Linked DNA regions of Homo sapiens: region 2 is linked to region 1. A link is an interaction called in ENCODE POLR2A ChIA-PET data of the cell type or tissue named here. Cell type or tissue: Panc1. All regions are shown on one strand. Each heading gives the region's core, and the rest is flanking DNA. Links, peaks and the distances in the headings are about the cores only. Region 1 has its middle 910 kb from the start of LINC02484. Region 2 has its middle 880 kb from the start of ARAP2.

The links. ChIA-PET counts read pairs that join two places held together with the same protein. Peaks named below come from ENCODE experiments on the same cell type or tissue, not always from the same donor. Only the 100,000 strongest peaks of a DNase experiment are listed, where the experiment ranks them.
Region 2: POLR2A ChIA-PET joins it to region 1 with 5 read pairs; 2 of 35 experiments call an interaction of 5 or more read pairs at or near these places.

What each region holds. Positions count from the first base shown.
Region 1 is chr4:35,177,776-35,187,722 of GRCh38, forward strand. No RefSeq gene overlaps it. Among named protein-coding and RNA genes, the nearest start is that of LINC02484, 910 kb to the left of the region's middle. In Panc1, for the core only: no CTCF peak of the experiment used is centred there; no DNase peak of the experiment used is centred there.
Region 2 is chr4:35,356,183-35,366,129 of GRCh38, forward strand. No RefSeq gene overlaps it. Among named protein-coding and RNA genes, the nearest start is that of ARAP2, 880 kb to the right of the region's middle. In Panc1, for the core only: no CTCF peak of the experiment used is centred there; no DNase peak of the experiment used is centred there; H3K27ac peaks cover 632 bases.

The DNA of each region.
Region 1 (9,947 bases), core at 3,061-7,060:
AGAGAAAGTATGCTTCCTAAATCTGGTTGAAGGCAAGAACTGCTCCTTAGGTCTATTATATTACAGTCCTTGGGCTAACTACTTTATATTCTTCCACTTTAAATTTCCCAACTCTCCCTTAAGGGGAAAACTGAAAATTGTAATGAGAGTTTAAGTAGAGTAGAAACAAAATCATATGATTAGTATACAAAACACATGTTAATGAATTCTTACATTATCAACTAGTAATTATGTAATATATTGTGTATTCTAGGAATCTCATATTCAAATAATGCTAATTAAATGACAAGTTAAATGTGACCTCCTCTAATAAATCAGTTATTTAATGATTTACATTACCTAGAGGCAGAAATACCATTTAACCCAGCAATGCCATTACTAGGTATATACCTAAAGAAATGTAAGTTATTCTGTTACAAAGACACATGCATGCATATGTTCATTACAGCACTATTCACAATAGAAAAGACATGGAATCAACCCAAATGCCTATCAATGACAGACTGGATGAAGAATATGTGGTATATATACACGATGGAGGATTACGCTCAATAGAAAGGAATGAGATCATGTCCTTTTCAGGGACATGGGTGCAGTTGGAAGCCATTATCCTCAGCAAACTAATGTAGGAAGAGAAAACCTAACCCTGCATGGTCTCATTTATAAGTGGGAGCTGAACAATGAGAACACATGCGAGGAGCAGCACACACTGGGCACCTGTGGGAGGTTAGGGGAAGGAAGAACATCAGGAAGAATAGCTAATGAATACTGGGCTTAATACCTGGATGATGGGATGATCTGTGTGGTTAAACACCATGGTACACATCTACCTATCTAACAAACCAGCACATCTTGCACCTGTACCTGAACTTATAATAAAAGTTAAAAAAAATAAAAAAACAGAAGGACGACGGGCACTGCATATTGATTTAGTTTCATTTTAGGAATAAGACTAAAGCAACCTTTGAACCTCTGGTGACTGAACAATATGTAAATGATATAAACTGGAGAAGATCACAACTGATGAAGCAATTTTGAAAGAGAAAGGGGAGAGATAAAAAGGAATGTAAAAACATGAACTCTTACTTTTTGTGTTAGATATTAATATATAACATTTAAATTCAAAACAATTTTAAAAATTGTAAATACACATATGTATTTAAATACAAGCATATATTTAAATATATTGATAATTTAATTTGTGGTAAATCATTAAAATTAGGAAACAATTAACTATTGAAAATAATATAATTAGTAATTGGTTTATTTAAATTATTAACTTATATGCTTATATGCCTACAGGTATATAATGTTTAAGGCAAATATTACAAATTAATGCAACAAAATATGGCTGAGAAATGAAGAGAAAGAAATTATAAGAAGTAATAGTTATAGTAAACATTAATGAGAGCATAGTCCAGTAGTATTTAAGGCCTACACATCAAGATAGTCTCAAAGGAACTTTCTCAAATGAATATACATGTTTATTGTTTTGTTTTATTTGTTGTTTAATTTTAATTGATGAGTAAAAATTATATATATTTGTGTTGAATGATATGATGTTTTGATATATGTATGCATTATAGAACAGTTAAATGAAGATATCTGGCATACGTGTTACCTCACTTCCTTATCATTTTTTTGTATTAAGAAGATTTAAAATTTACTCTAGTAGTCATTTTCAAGTATATAATATACTGTCATTAACTGTAATCACCAATTATTGTAGAGAAATATTGATGTGCATATTAATGTATCTCTTATTTTCCTAACTAAAATTTTGTGTCCTTGAACAACTGTTCAATTCCTCCATCCCCCAGGCTCTAGAGACTACCAATATACTCCCTGTTTCTATGTTCTCAAGATTTTCAGACTCCACATATAAGTAAGGTCATGTGGTATTTGTCTTTCTGTGCCCAGCTTACTTTACTCTTCAGGTTCATTCGTGTTGTTACAAATGAAAGAATTTCTTCTTTTTTAAGGTTAAGCAGTATTGAATTGTGTGAATATACCAGATATTCTTTATCCATTCATTTGTTAATGGATATTTAGGTTGTTTCCTTATCTTGGCTATGGTGAATAATGCTGCAGTGAACATAAAAAGGCAGATTTCTCTTTGACATACAGATTTTATTACCTTTGAATATACACCTAGTACTGGGAATGTTGGGTCATATGGATAATTCTATTTTTAATTATTTTAGGAATCTCAATATTACTTGCCATAATGACTTTCCTACTTGCATATGGTGTAAAATAAAGTTATTTTTGCATACAGTATGAAATAAAGTTCAAATTTCATTCTTCAGCATATGGATATCCAGTTTGTCCAGCATCATTTATTGTTGATTTTGTGTCTTACAACTTTACTGAATTCATTTATTAGTTCTAACAGTTTTTTGGTGGACTCTTGGGTTTTCTATATATAAGATCATATTGTCTGCAAACAGGAAAAATTTAACTTCTTCCTTTCTAACATACTTGTTTCAATAATTGGAATAAATGATAATAAATTTATACAGTTACAAGTCATACATAAGTGAAAGAACAGTAAGACAATTCTAATGACAACAAAGTTATAGTGGGATGAAATATATTCAGGCACCCCAAAATAGAAAAAAAATGATGTGAACTAACTCTTTAATTTAATTTTAAAAAGGTAAAGACACATGTGAACTAATTCTTTAATTTAATTTTAAAAAGGTAAAGTTAAATAGATAAACAATTCAATCAATTGAAATGAGAGCATCTACAAATACACAAAGAAGAAAAGAGAATGAAGATCATCATTGATAAAAGAATAAGAGACTAATTTCTTCAGTAAAATTCAGGTCATTTTGATAACCTAGACAATCAATTATTTTCTCTGAAACTGACTCCCTAAAATATGTAAAACCCTAAAGAAGCCAATTTCACATGTATTCAAATGTGTAAATTATTCCCCATGCCCCATTACAAAGCATCATGTCCATGGAAAGTCATAAACACAGAGCAAATTCTAATGCTATTAAAGAGAGTCCGGAATACAGAAAAGTGGGAAAAAATTCAAAATGCTTTCATGGGGTTGTTATACAAACCTGACCTGACTTAGATAATATGAAAAATAACGCTCTGGTCAAATTTCATGTGTAACAATTGTTTAAAAATCTCAGTAAATAATTAACAATCTGAATGCAACAGTTCATTTAAAGGAATATCCACTTGGATTCATACCAGGAGCAAAACAACTATGAATTATAATAGGAGAAAATACGTAATTGTAGTTGTAGATATTGGAAATTTTATATTTTTTAAAGATAAAAAATAAGAGAGAAAATTACTATTATAAGCAGGAAAATAAGGAGATCAAATAACTTACTTGGGTGTAATATCAAAATGGGATATGAATGACATGCAAGAAATATACAAATTATATTTAAAATGCTGCTAACGGACATATTTTTATTTGAATCAATGTCAAGATTTCCTCTATTTCCAAATATACATTGCTATCAAAAAGATGTCAACTTTCCATAAATAATTTCTATCATACTTAAACAAAATAATAGCGGGATTAGTTTATTCAGTGTTTGTTTTCTTTAAGAACTAGACATTGATTATACAGTTGCTATTAAAAAAAGTGTGGATTCCTGCTTCAAGATGCTGATTAGGTGAAGCCAGGAAGAATGTCTCCCACTGGGGGACCAGGACATCAGAAAGACTGGTGCACTTCTAGCAGAACTTCAGAAGGAAGGCATTGACAGTGAATGGAGGGAAGACACAGATGCTAGGCTGAACTGGCAGAAAGCTGGGGACCATGCACTGGGCTACAGGGCACCAGAACTTATTCTTGGCCCCTAACGACTCCTGTGGAAGGGGTGAGTTGAACTGGCAAGGAGCAATCCACTCACGCTGTGGGCCTCTGGTTTCCCAGTAGAAGGAGACCCCTTGAGCATCACGGACACTTGAGTTGCCAGGGAGATCCGCTTAAGGAAGTGGTGGGGCAGAACTTGAGCCAGTGTGGCACCCAGAGGGTTTGGTTCAGGAGTGTCTGTAGTGGAGCTGCAGAAGTGTCTGTAGTGGAGCATAGCCAGAGATGCCCATCCCCTTTGGCTTGACTTGCTCCTATAGCAGACTTTAGTCCTAGGGGAATTGTTGGACATGAACTCTGCAGGGAGGTCTTGCGCATGAGATGGAGCCGGTCTGACTTGAGTACCCCTGGGTCTGCTGGCCTCTCCGGTGTCCCAAGCTTGGCCATTTTTGCTTTAAGTGGAACACCCAAGTGCCTCCCAGGGGCTTGCATCATAGCTGTTGTGCTGGCAGACTGCACCTGTCCAGCAGTGTGCTCCAACAGAACAATCCCCATGGACACACACCAGCCCTCCTGTGTACTCCTCCCACTGCAGCCTACCCTATGTGGCTTTTCCTGCATGTGCTCTCCCATGGCCTCACCTCACATCGCTCTGCCTAGTATGTACGTGCAGGCAGACATTGCCCTTTTTTCCTTTCCAGAATGTGTGTGTCCCTGGACCCTGCCATACCACTGCTGTTGGCATAGCTGCACACCAACCTCACCCCATCGCCTCAGCTACACTGCCATTGTCATCAGAGTATTACTGGCACAAAGCTGCCAGCCCCATCTCCCCAGCACCCCAAGTCTGTACTTACACTGCCACTTGTGCAAAACTATTCACAGAAAACAGCAGACCCACCTCCACCCTGAGCATTGCTGCTGTCCACATGTACACACACAGAGGGGGCACAAAATCCTGCACCCACCAGTGCTCCACCCCTAGCTAACATCACAACCAGTGCAAACATGCTACAGTTGCTAGCAGGGGGCCCCCACCTTCCCAATCCCTGTTGCCATTGCCATTGCTGTGAACATCTTCACAGAGGCCAGCACCCTGGCACCCAATAGCACACTGCCACAGCCAATGAGCATGCACCCCACCACACTGCTACTGCTGCTGCTGCTGGCATATGCAAATGAGAATGGATCCTGCTGCTACTGCCCTAAAAAGGGCTTTGGCTGGCAACACTCATCAGAGAGTTGTGACTAGCAATCCAGGAGCACCTCAGTGCCTCCAGTGCAGTAGGTTCCTAAACTGGAAGAGCCAAAAATCAAAGCTGGGGCCTAATACCAGTCTCAGAGGTAGAGCATACAGTCCCAAAGCACTGAGCTGAGCCTTGGCCCCTAAAATCTTCCAGATACAAATCCAGTCAACTAAACCCTCCTTCTCCCACAATCAAAACCCCCAAGTTCATCAAATAAAGAAAAGAAAAAAAAATCCGACGGGCACCAACCTCAAAAACTGAATGCACATCACCCCACAAAGATTAGAAAGAACGAGTGCAAGATCTCTGACAACTCAAAAAGCCAAAATGTTTTCTTTCCTCCAAACGACTGCACTTGTTCCCCAGCAAGCCTTCTTAACTGAAATGAAATGGCTGAAATGACAGAAATAGAATTCTGAATATGGATTGAAACAAAGATCATTGAGATTCAAGAGAATGTTTAAACCCAATCTTAGGAAGCTGAGAATCACAATAAAATGATACAGGAGCTGCAGACAAAATAGTCAGTGTAGAAAAGAATGTGTCCATACTGCCCAAAGTAATTTATAGATTCAATGCTATTCCCATCAAGCTATCCATTGACTTTTGTTACAGAACTAGAAAAAAACTACTTTAAATTTCATATGGAACAAAAGAAAAAAAAAAAGAGCCCATATAGCCAAAACAATCCTAAGCGAAAATAACAAAGCTGGAGGCATCACACTACTTGACTTCAAACCATGCTACAAAGGTACAGTAACCAAAACAGCATGGTACTGGTAACCAAAACAGATGTATAGACCAATGGAACAGAACAGAGGCCTCAGAAATAACACCACACATCTACAACCATTTGACCTTTGACAAACCTGACGTTAACAAGCAATGGGGAAAAGATTCCCTATTTAATAAATGGTGCTGTGAAAACTGGCTAGCCATATGGAGAAAACTGAAAGTGGACCCATTCCTTACACCTTACACAAAAATTGACTCAAGCTGGATGGAAGACTTAAATGCAAAGCCTAAAACCATAAAAACCCTAGAAGAAAACCTAGGCAATACCATTCAGGACATAGGCATGGGCAAAGACTTCATGACTAAAACACCAAAAGCAATTGCAACAAAAGCCAAAATTGACAAATGGGATGTAATTAAACTAAAGAGCTTCTGCACAGCAAAATAAACCATCATCAGAGTAAACGGGCAACGTACAGAATGGGAGAAAATTTTTGCAATTTATCCATCTGACAAAGGTCTAATACCCAGAATCTACAAGGGACTTAAACAAATGTACAAGAAATAAACAAACAACTCCATCAAAAAGTGGACAAAAGATATGAACACACATTTATCAAAAGAAGACATTTGTGTGGCTAACAAATATATGAAAAAAATCTCATCATCACTGGTCATTAGGGAAATGCAAATCAAAACCACAATGAGATACCATCTCATGCCAGTTAGAATGGTGATCATTAAAAAGTCTGGAAATAACAGATGCTGGTGAGGATGGGGAGAAATAGGAACACTTTTATATTGTTGGTGGGAGTGTAAATTCGTTCAACCATTGTGGAAGACAGTGTGGCAATTCCTCTAGGATCTAGAACCAGAAATACCATTTGATCCAGCAACCCCATTACTAGGTATATACTCAAAAGAATATAAATCATTCTATTATAAAGATACATGCACACATATGTTTATTGCAGCACTATTTATAATAGCAAAGAATTGGAACCAACCCAAATGCCCATCAATGATAGACTGGATAAAGAAAATGTGGAACCTATACACCTTGGAATATGCATACACCTTGGAATATGCATTCATAAAGAAGAATGAGTCAATGTCCTTTGCAGGAACATGGATGAAGCTAGAAATTATCATTCTCAGCAAGCTAATACAGGAACAGAAAACCAAACATCGCATGTTCTCACTCATAAGTGGGAGTTGAACAATGAGAACACATGGACACAGGGAGGGGAATATCACACACCTGGGCCTGTTGAGGGGTGGAGGGAAAGGGGAGGGAGAGCATTAGAACAAATACCTAATGCATACGGGAATTAAATCCTAGATGATGGGTTCATAGGTGCAGCAAACCACTGTGGCACATGTATACCTATGTAACAAACCTGCACATTCAGCACATGTATCCTAGAACTTAAAGTGGAAAAAAATGTAACTGACCAGATAGAGCTGAAAAACACAATACAAGAAATATATAATGCAATTGCAAGTGTTAACAGCTGAACAGACAAAGCTGAAGAAAGACTCAAGAGCCTCAAGGCTGGTTTTCTGAAATAAGACAGACAGAATAGAGAAAAACAACAATGGAAAGGAATGAACAAAGCCTCTAAGAAATATGGGATTATGTAAAGATAATGAATCTATTACTTATTGGCATCCCTGGAAAAAATGGGCAGAATGGAAGAAATTTGGAAAACAGATTTCACAATGTCATCAGGAATAACTTCCCCAACCTAGCTACAGAGGACAACACTTAAATTCAGGAAACACAGAGAACTCCTCCAAAATAATTCACAAAAAGATCATCTCCAAGACACAAAATCTTCAGATTCTCTAAGGTCAAAATGAAAGAAAACATGGTAAAGGCAGCTAGAGAGAAAGAACAGGTTACCTAAAAGTGAAGCTCATCAGAATAGTAGCTGACCTGAGCAGAAACCCTATGAGACAGGAGAGATTGAGTGACTATATTCAACATTCTTAAATAAAGGAAATTCCAACCAAGAATTTCATATCCGACTAAACTAAGTTTCATAAGTGAAGGAGAAATAAGATCCTTTTCACACATGCAAATGCTGGGGGAATTTTTTCTTTTCAGACCTTCATTACAAGAATTCTTAAAAGAATCTCTAAATATAGAAAGGAAAATTCATAACCAGCCACTACAAAAGCACACTAAACTACACAGATCAGTGACATGATAAAGAAGCCACACAAGCAAGTTGGCATAATAAGCAGCTAACAACATAATGATAATATCAAATCCACACATATCAATGTAATCTTGATGCAAACGGGCTAAATGTGCAAGACCCAGTGGAATGTTGTCTTCAAGATACCCATCTCATATGCAATATCACCCATAGGCTCAACATAAAGGGATGAAGAAAAATCTACCAAACAAATGGAAAACAGAAAATAACAAGGGTTGTGATCCTAATTTTAGAAAAAACAGAATGTAAACCAACAAAGATTAAAAAAGACAATGAAGGGCATTACATAATGGTAAAGGGTTCAATTTAACAGGAAGACCTAATTATCTTAAATACATATTCACCGAACAGGAGCACCCAGATTCATAAAGCAAATTCTTAGAGACCTTCAAAAAGATTTTGATTTCCACACTATAACACTGAGAAACTTCAACACCTCACTGACATTATTAGACAGATCATTAGGGCAGAAAATTTGTAAAGATATTCAAGATCTTAACTCAATACTAGACCACATGGACCTGATAGACCTCTACAGAAATCTCCACTCAAAAACAACAAAATATACATTCTTCTCTTTGCCACATGGCACATATGCTAAAATTGACCACATAATCAGACATAAAACAATCCTCAGCAAATATAAAGAACTGAAACCTACCAACCACTTTCTTGGACCACAGTGCAATAAAAATAACATTCAAGATTTAGAAAATCACTCAAAACTATGTAATTACATGGTGCATATGCTAAAATTGATCACATAATCAGACATAAAACAATCCTCAGCAAATACAAAGAACTGAAATTACACCAACCACTTTCTTGGACCACAGTGCAATAAAAATAAAATTCAAGATTTAGAAAATCACTCAAAACTATACAATTATATGGTAATTAAACAACATCATTTGGGTAAATGACAAAACCAACCTAAGTAATTCCATTCTGGACATAGGAATTGACAAAGATTTCATGGTAAAGACAACAAAAGCAATTGGAACAAAAGCAAAAATGGACAAATAGAATCTAATTAAACTAAAGAGCTTCTGCACAGCAAAAGAAATTTCAACAGCATAAACAGGCAACCTACAGAATGGAAGAAAATGTTTTTAAACTATGCATCTGAGAAAGGTCTAATATCTAGAATCTATAAGGAACTTAAATTTACAAAATAAAGACAAATCACCCCATTAAGAAGTGGGCAAAGGACATTTACAGACACTTTTCAAAGAAGACACACATATGACCCCAAAGCATGTGAAAAAAAGCTCAATATCACTGATTATTAGAGAAATGCAAGTCAAAACCACAATATGATGCAATCTCATACCAGTCAGAATGGCTATTACTAAAAAATCAAAAGATAACAGGTGCTGGCAAGGTTGTGGAGAAAGGAACACTTATACACTGTCAGTGGTAGTGTAAATTAGCTCAAGCATTGTGGAAAACAGTGTGGCAATTCCTTAAAGAGCTAAAACCAGAACTACCATTCAACCCAGCAATCCCATTACTGGGTATGCACCCAAAGAAATATAAATCCTTCTGTCATAAAGATATATGCATGCATATGTTCATTGCAGCACTATTCTCAATAGCAAAGATATGGAATCAACCTAAATGCACATCAGTGGTAGACTGGATAAATAAACTGTAGTACATATACAAGATGGAATACTATGTAGCCATAAAAAAGAATAAGATCATGTCCTTTGCAGGAACAAAGATGGAGCTGGAGGCCAGTATCCTTAGCAAATTAATGCAGGAACAGAAAAGCGCATACCACATGTTCTCAGTTATAAGTGGGAACTATATGATGAGAACTCATGAACACAAAGAAAAGAACAAGGAACGCCGGGTTCTACCTCAGAATGGAGGGTAGAATGAGGGAGAGGAGAAGAAAAATAACTATTGAGTATTAGGCTTAGTACCTGGGTGACAAAATAATAC
Region 2 (9,947 bases), core at 2,919-6,918, 180 kb after region 1:
TAAAGAAAGAGACCACATTTTTCATGTGTATTTGATACCCATAGTAGGGCAGTGGCTAAGAAAAGTTATTTTGAAAATAATTTAATTGTCAAATAAAATAGGAAATGTGTATATTGTCTACTTGGGCTTGCATGAGTTTTCAGGCAATGTAGCATTAAAGTATATGACTTGTGAGTGTTCACATTTTCCCATTTTTCTACTTACTAGTGTAAGTATAAAGAGATAATGACTATCATGTACAAAGACTGGAGAGAGGTATGCACCATTTTATTTAAAAATGTTTTATGGCATTTGATTTTATTTATGCTTCCCTTTGTAAAAAAAATAGTTGTATACCATTTATTAGATGAGTCTGTATTGTATTATTTTTAAGAGTATGCATTAGGGGCCAGATGGCTTGAGTTGGATTACGAATTAATATATGTAAAGTGCTTAGAACAGTATCTGGCAAACAAGTGCTGGACAAATGTTAGCTAATTTTATTATCCTTATTTTTATTATAAAACAACTACTGAATATAAAACCAGTAAACTGGAAATGAAGAAATAAGGCCAAAAGTAAAATAAGTGAAAAAATAAAATTCAATCTTGTGTACCTCCCAGGAAACTCAGGATCAAGAGGTTTAGAGAAATGTTAAAAAGTGACTTTGCTTTTCTCATTTTTCTGGCCTGAATTAATGCTCTCTTTTGATTATATAATTTAGATATGATATACTAACAGCACAAATTATTGAGTTATAGTCCTATCCTGGTGACTTTGTTCTAAGCCTAGATTTTATAATCTGTAAATTGAAAATAAATAATAGTACTTGCCTAGAAGGATTTTAGTAATAATTAAAAAAGGCAAGTTATACGATGTTCAATAAACTTTTCATTTTCTTCTTATTTTTCCTTATTATTTTTTTTATTGACATTATTATTTATGGCTGGGACATAAGTAGGAACAGACACTAAGCTAAGCAATTATTAATTATCATATTAGTAATGCAATGATCATAGATAATAAAATGTATACACTATCATTATAAATTAACTTGTCTATGTCAAACATGATTTCCTCTGTTTTCCTCATATCTTTGTCAAGTCAGAATTGTGATTAAATATCAAGACCTTGTGGTAAGTAAAATAATAGAAGTACGTTTGTGGTTAAGAGGCAACACAATGAAAAGAGTCATTGACTATGTTGCAGTGCAGTAAAGGTTTTGGCCTGTAATGAAATACAAGTTTTGAAGAATCAACATTATCCTTTTTATGACATGCAGCAGCTAGTAACATGCATAGTGGGAAACATTGCAGAATGTTTTCTTTTCTATTTTTAAAATTTATTTGAAATATCACAGAAATAGCCTGAAATATTGCAGACTGACCAAGCAGTGAATGTCATATGTGACCAAGCAGTGGATCTCATATATCAGATTGATACTTCTTACTCAATTTCACTAGGATAAGTACTAAATATATTTTATATTTGCATAATATTTTACAAGTTTTAATTGAATTAACAAACGTATTTAATATATTAAGTATGCATAGATAGCATTTTTTTGCCCAAGAGAAAATAAAAATATACAAAAACAAAGCAATATTTATGATTAGAAATTTGAAGAGAAACTGATGTGGACCCTAAATTACTTTGATTTACTAACTTCACTTCTGTGGTGATTTGTTCAAATTTCCCCGACTTTACTTTTTTTTTTATAAATGCTGATCCTACCCTGACATGCATTAGGAGACTTTATGAGTGGATATACCACTGTGTGCGATACATTTATTAATAGGAAGCTCTCATAAATGCCAGAGAGCATGGGAAGACTGTTATATCTCAGGACTTCAGTGGATTTTCTTATCAGGAAAAATGTTTACAACCCGAAGAGTGGAATTGTTAAAGTTTACCAGAGTCCTGTGATTCTGGGATACAGCAATGGTTGAGAAATTTCCCACTTTTCTGTTTTCTGAAATAGCTTACCACACAAACCTCCCATCCCCATAGGACTTACATTAGCCTCACAGATGCTTCCTTGTTTACCTATGACAAAGCCAGACACAGATTCCTTAAATTCTGGTTCTATGTCTCATAAACAATTAGCTCAATTGTTTTCTTCCCCACAGACACATTGGAGCAAAATGCTTGTTAAGATTCTTTTCTCCTCTAGACCCTGCAACCAGCAAACAATCCCTCCTTATAGGTCTCTCTCAAGAAAAGACTGACCTTAGGATACAGCATTTCCTGATCGGCTGTATAATGATTTCACCTTTGCTCATCCTATTCCCCGACACCAGGTTCTCTCAGGCCTTGGTTATTCCCTTTCACAAAAGAAAAGCCCTTCTTTACCCAACATTTAAGAGGCTTGCAGAGTCTCCCTGTTTCAACAGTCATCTGCTCTGTCTCCCTCCCACTATTGCAATAATCCGTTCCTTCCCTCTTGCGATAAAATCTCTCTTTACATAAATTGAATTGTTTTTCATTTGACGAGAGAAAAGTGAAAACTAAAAAGGGAAGTCACGTGGGAACACAAAGCAATTACTGAAGATATTAAGGTAAGATTTCATGATACATTTTCATGATTGCTTTGCTCATAGAAACATAAACTAAAAACAAGAAAACCTGAAGTCATTTCCCTGCTCTACCTCTTATGAGTTGGTATGACCTTGGTTAAATAATAAAACTTAAAAAAATTATTTTTCGTTCAATTATCTTCCTCTTTTCCTCTTTCTTTAGTGCCTCCTTCCCATTCTCTTGACCACCAAACTGACTTAAATATGTTACCTCTTTGAATAATGTTTTCCAGAAAGCAATGCTTAATGTAAAGAAATGATTCACTAACAGAGTTTCAGGCAGCAGGACTCAGGTAGTCTGGGAGGGATTTCTGCATGGAGATATCTCCACTGTCCTTAAGTCATACCAAGGAGAGGCCATCAAATCCTTCTATTTGTGTGGTTGGCTCTGTTAGAGCAGATACTATTGTTAGTACCCGTTAACAACTGGCAATGACAGCCAGCGTTTCTGGTGATTTCGCTGGGAAATAGATCTGGCTCTGAAGAAAAGAATCTTGTCTTGAAGGAAGTGGAAGCATTTTCCCCCAGGAAAGGAATAAAAACAATCAATGGTTCTTTATTTTATTTTCTATTTCAATAGCTTTTTGGGGAACAGGTAGTGTTTGATTACATGAATAAGCTCCTTAGTGGTGATTTCTGAGATTTTGGTGCATCCATCACCTGAGCAGTGTACACTGTACCCTATGTGGTATTGCACTGTGGTTTTGATTTGTATTTCTCTGACAGTGATGTTGAGCATTTTTTCATATGTTCGTTGGCCATTTGTGTATCTTCTTTTGAGAATTGTCTATCCATGTCCTTAGCCCATTTTTTGATGGAATTTTTTGTTTTGTTCTTGCTGATTTGTTTGAGTTCCTCATAGATTCTGGATATTAGTCCTTTCTGGATGTATAAATTTCAAAGATTTTCTCCCACTCTTTGAGTTGTTTGTTAACTTTGTGGTTTGTTTCTTTTGCTGTGCAGAAGCTTTTCAGTTTAACTAAGTCACATTTATTTGTCTTGGTTTTTGTTTCATTTGTTTTGGGTCCTTGGTCATGAAGTCTTTGCCTAAGCCAATATCTAGAAGGGTTTTTACAATGTGATCTTCTAGAATTTTTATGGTTTTGGGTCTTAGACTTAAGTCCTTCAGCCATCTTGAGTTAATTTTTTATAAGGTGAGAAATGAGAATCCAGTTTCATTCTCCTACACGTGGCTTGCCAGTTATCCTACCACCATTTGTTGAATCGGGTGCCTTTTCTCCACTTTATGTTTTGGTTTGATTTGTCAAAGATCAGCTTGCTCTAAGTATTTGGCTTTGTTTCTGGGTTCGCTATTCTGTTCTATTGGTCTATGTGCCTATTGTTATACCAGTAGCATGCTGTTTTGGTGACTATGGCAGTATTAGTATAGTTTGAAGTCAGGTAATGTGATGCCTCCAGATTTGTTTTTTGTTTGTTTGTTTTTGCTTAGTCTTGCTTTGGTTATGCGGGCTCTTTTTTTGGCTCCATATTAATTTTAAGATTGTTTTTCCTAGTTCTGTGAAGAATGATGGTGGTATTTTGATAGGAATTGCGCTGTATTTGTAGATTGCTTTTGTCAATATGGTCATTTTCACAATATTGATTCTACCCTTCCATAAGCATGGGATGTGTTTCCATTGGTTTGTGTCATCTATGATTTCTTTCAGAAGTGTTTTGTAGTTTTCCTTGCAGAGATCTTTCACCTCCTTGGTTAGGTACATTCGTAAGTATTTTAATTTTTTTGCAGCTATAGTAAAATGATTTGAGTTCTTGATTTGATTCTCAGCTTGGCTGCTGTTGGTGTATAGCAGAGCTACTGATGTGTGTACATTAATTATGTATCCTGAAACTTTGCTGAATTCATTTATCAGTTCTAAGAGTTTTTGGATGAGCCTTTAGGGTTCTCTAGGTATACGATCATATTATTAGTAAACAGTGACAGTTTGACTTCCTCTTTACTGATTTACATATGTCCTTTATTTCTTTCTCTTGTCTGAGTCTTCTGGGTAGAACTTCCAGTACTATGTTGAATAGAAATGTTGAGAGTGAGCATCCTTGTCTCCTTCCAGTTCTCAGGGGGAATGCTTTCTGTTTTTCCTCTTTCAGTATTATGTTGGCTGTGGGTTTATCATAGACGGCTTTTATTACACTAAGGTATGTCCTTTCTATGTTGATTTTGCTGAGGATTTTAATCATAAAGGGATGCTGGATTTTGTCAAATACTTTTTCTGCATCTATTGAAATGATTATTTGATTTTTATTTTTAATTTTGTTTATGTGGTGTACCACATTTATTGACTTGCAGATATTAAACCAACCCTGCATCTCTGGTATGAAACCTACTTGATCATGGTGGATTATCTTTTTGGTATACTGTAGGATGTTGTTAGCTAGTATTTTGTTAAGGATTTTTGCATCTATAATCATCGGGGTACTGATCTGTAGTTTTCTTTTCTTGTTATTTCCTTTCCTGGTTTTGGTATTAGGGTGATACTGGCTTCATGGAATTAGGAAGGATTCTCTTTCTCTATCTTGTGGAATGGTGTTAATAAGATTGGTACCAATTCTTCTTCAGATGGCTGATAGAATTCAGCTGTGAATCCATCTGGTCCTGGTCTTTTTTTTGTTGGCAATTTTTTTAATTACCATTTCAATCTTGCTGCTTGTTTTTGGTCCATTCAGAGTTTCTATTTCTTCCTGGTTTATTCTAGCAGAGTTGTATATTTCCAGGAATTTATACATCTCCTCTAGGTTTTCTAGTTTATGTGTGTAAAGCTGCTCATAGCAGCCTTAAGTGATCTTTTGTATTTCTGTTGTATTTGTTGTTACAGCTCCCATTTCATTTCTAATCGAGCTTATTTTGATCTTCTCTTTTATTCTTTTGGTGACTCTCTAATGGTCTATCAATTTTATTGAACTTTTCAAATAACAAGCTTTTTATTTCATTTATCTTTTTCTTTTTCTTTTTTTTTTTTTGGTTTATTTGTTTGTTCCAATTTCATTTAGTTCGCTCTGATTTTGTTTATATCTTTTCTTCTGCTGGGCTTGGGTTTGGTTTGTTCTTGTTTCTCTAGCTCCTTGAGGTGTGATCTTAGATTGTCTATTTGTGCTCTTTCAGGCTTTTTGATGTAGGCACTTAAGGCCATGAACTTTCCTCTTAGCACAGCCTGTGCCATATCCCAGAGGTTTTTATAGGTTGTGTCACTGATATCATTCTGTTCAAATAATTGTTTAATTCCTATCTTTATTTCATTGTTAACCCAATGATTATTCAGGAGCAGGTTATTTAATTTCCATGTATTTGCATGGTTTGGAGAGTTACTTTTGGAATTGATTTCCAATTTTATTCCACTGTGGTCTGAGAGAGTGCTTGATATAATTCAATTTTTAAAAATCTATTGAGACTTGTTTTGTGGCCTATTATATGGTCTATTTTGGAGAATGCTCCATATGCTGATGAATAGAATATATATTCTGCAGTTGTTGGGTAGAATGTTCTGTAAATATCTGTTCAGTCCATTTGTTCTAGGGTATAGTTTAAATCCTTTGTTTCTTTGTTGACTTTCTGTCTTGATTACCTGTCTAGTGCTGTCAGTGGAGTATTGAAGTCCCTCACTATTATTGTGTTGCTGTCTATCTCATTTTTTAGGTCTAATAGTAATTGTTTGATAAATTTGGGAACTCCTGTGTTAGATGCATATATATTTAGGATTGTGATATTTTCCTGTTGGACAAGTCCTTTTATCATTATATAATGTCTCTCTTTGTCTCTTTAATAGCTGTTGCTTTAAAGTTTGTCTGGTATAAAAATAGCTACTTCTGCTCACTTTTAGTGTCTGATTGCATGAAATATATTTTTCCACCCTTTTACCTTAAGTTTATGTGAGTCTTTATGTGTTAAATGAGTCTCTTGTAGACAGCAGATATTTGGTTGGTGAATTCTTATCCATGCTGCCATTCTGTATCTTTTAAGTGGATTGTTTAAGCCATTTACATTCAACATTAGTATTGAGATGTGAGATACTATTTTATTCATCATGCTATTAATATTTGTTGCCTGAATACCCTTTTAAAAATTATTTATTGTGTTTTTGTTTTATAGGTCCTGTGAGACTTATGCTTTAAAGAGGTTCTATTTTGGTGTATTTCAAATATTTGTTTCAAGATTTAGAGCTCCTTTTAGCAGTTCTTTTAGTGTTGGCTTGGACTGGTGAATTCTCTCAGCATTTATTTGTCTTAAAAAGAGTGTATCTTTCCAGTATTTATGAATTCTTGTTCAGCTGGATAAAAAATTCTTTGCCAATAATTGTTTTGTTTAAGAAGTCTGAAGATAGGGCCCCACTCCCTTCTAGCTTGTAGGATTTCGGTTGAGAAATCTGCTTTTAATCTGCTAAGTTTTCCTTTACAGGTTACCTGGTGCTTTTGCCTCACAACTTTCAAGATTATTTTCTTCATCTTGACTTAAGATAACCTGATAAGTGCCTAGGTGATTATCTTTTTAAAATAAATTTCCCAGGTATTCTTTAAGCTTCTTATATTTGGATGTATAGATCACTAGCAAGTCTGGGAAAGTTTTCTTCGATGATACTCTCAAATATGTTTCCCAAACTTTTAGATTTCCCTTTTTCCTCAAGAACACCAATTATTTTTAGGTTTGGGCATTTAAAATAATTCCAAACTTCTTGAAGGCTCTGTTCACTTTTTAAATTCTTTTTTCATTGCCTTTATGGATTGGGTTGGTTCAAAAACCTTGTCTTCAAGCTCTGAAGTTCTTTCTTCTGCTTGTTTGATGTCATTGATGAGTTTTTCCAGTATTTTTTTTTTTGCATTTCTCTAAGTGTGTCCTTGATTTCCAGAAGTTGTGATTGTTTATTTATGCTATCTATTTCACTGAAGATTTTTCCCTTCATATCTTGTATTTTTTTTTTTTTTATTTCATTAAGTTGGACCTTACCTTTTTGTGGTGCCTCTTTGATTAGCTTAAAAATCAATGTTCTGAATTTTTTTTCTGGCAATTTAGGGATTTCTTCTTGGTTTAGATCCATTGATAATGAGCTAGTGTGGTCTTTTTGGGGTGTTAAAGAACCTTGTTTTGTCATATTACCAGAATTGTTTTTCTGGCTCCTTCTCATTTGGATAGACTATGTTAGAGGAAAGATCTTGGACTCAAGGGCTGCTGTTGAGATTCTTTTGTCCCACGAGGTGCTCCCTTGATGCAGTGCTCTCCCACTTCCCCTAGGGATGTGGCATCCTAGGATCCAAAGTGAAGTGATTGTTATTTATCTTCTGGACCTAGCCATCTAGAACCAGGCTTCGAGTAGGTACTGGAGGGTGTCTGCATGGAGTCCTGTGTTGTGAACCATGGTCAGATCTCTCAGCCATGGATACCAGCACCTGCTCTGGTGGAGGTGGCAGGGGAGTGAAATGGACTCTGTGAGATTCTTTACTTGTAGTGTTGTTTATTGCACTAGTTTTGTTTTGGCTGGCCTCTTGCTAGGAGGTGGGGCTTTCAGGAGTGCATCACCCCTGGTAGTATAGAGAAGATCAGTTGGTGGGCGGGGCCTTAGAACTCCTAAGAGATTATATCCTTTGTCTTCCACTACCAGATCCAGTAGAGAAAGACCATCAGGTGGGGACAGGGCTAGATATGTCTTAGCTCAGACTCTGCTGGGGCAGGGCTTGCTGTGGCTGCTGTGGGGATTGAGGATGTGGTTCTCAGGCCAATGGAGTTATGTTCTGAGGAGGATTTATTATCCTCCTGGGAACATGGGTACCTCTGCTGTGTCATGCAGGTTGCTAGGGAAGCAGGGGAAAGCCGGCAGTTACAGGCCTCACCCAGCTCCCACACAGCCCAAAAGGCCAGTGTCACTCCCACCATGCCCCCAACAACAGCATTAAGTTTATTTCCAGGCAATGGATGAGCAGGGCTCAGAAGTTGCCCCAGGCTACCAGCCTCCTGGCTGTGAAAGCAAGCAGGGCTTTCAGGTTTTGCACCTCCCCCACCTGCCATGGCTTCTGTGCTGTGCCTGCACTCCCATTTCACCCCTTCCCCCAGGTTCTGTCCAGAAAACTTCATGTTAGTTCAAAATTGTTAAAAAGTTCAGCTGGAAAGTTCTCCCTGTGGTCTCTTCCCAGTTCCTCTGGCAGCCCTCCCCAAGGACCTCTGCAAGACAAAGTCAGAAATGGCTTCCCTGCTACTTCTCCTAATACTGTGCTCTAAATTTCTCTCAGCTCCAGATAAGATCAAATCCTTCTCCCATGATCTGGACCTTCAGGTTCCCCAATGAGGATGTTTGTTCGGGGGCAGATGATCCCTCTTTCACACTTTCACACTTTGGGCACTCACAGTTTTTTAGCTGTCTTCTGGGGCTTACAGGCAATCTGCTTCCTTCAGAGGGTCTGTGGGTTCTTCTGGCTTTCATGGTATATTTCTTCAGTAGTTGTTGGAGCAAAAGTTCACAATATGAGTCTTCACATGCTGCTCTGTCTGTCTGAGTGGGAGCTGCCACTTAGTCCTGCTTTCTATCCGCCATTTTCCTTCTCTCTCAGTCATAAAACTTTTGAGACTTGAATTTCTTTCCTTTTGAAGCAGGAATCACAAGTCCTCCCTCCAGGGATATTGAAAGGATTGAATGACTAATGCATATGAAAGGGATTAGAAACTTGCAAAGTCTCCTCATATTGCATTTACTTTGTCTATAAAGGGCTCTCCTCCACAGGCTGCTGATCACTCTAAACAGCTCCTATCTTATAAGAAAGGTTTAAAATATTTGGAAGATTATCAACTGTGATTATTTCTGCAGAAAAGAATAAAAGGTTAATAGAAAAATATAAAACTTAGCCAGCAATAACTCTACATAAGCACTGCTGATTTTTTAACTTGACTCTAAGCGTTTTCTTAAAAGACCTTCAAGCAACCCAGGAATAATTACCTAAACGATAATGAATACTATACTAGACAAAACAATATAAGGAAAATGATATATTTCAAGGGTTAAATAAAATTCACTTTAAGATCATGACATTTTATATGATTATAAAATACCACATGATGTTATTTTGGAAATAAATAAATAAGTGTTTATTTGGAAATAAAGAATTTAGGAAAAGTCTTTTAATGAGAGAGAAGCTTGCTGTAATCTGAACCTGAAATTAAAGTGTCTTTAATTGAAGTTGAGGAAAAATTATACTATCTTGAGGCTATAGAATGGATCTTGCCATAAGAAAGTATTTTTAAATTACGAATCTTTAAGACTGAAAACATTTTGATGTTTTTTTCTGTAACACAGAGAAGTAGCAGTTTCATTCTTCATTTATCTTTTCAAACCGAGACAGATCTTTTTAAAGTTTATGCTTCAAAGTTAGAGTAGTTCTTTAACTTTCCTTTTTCCT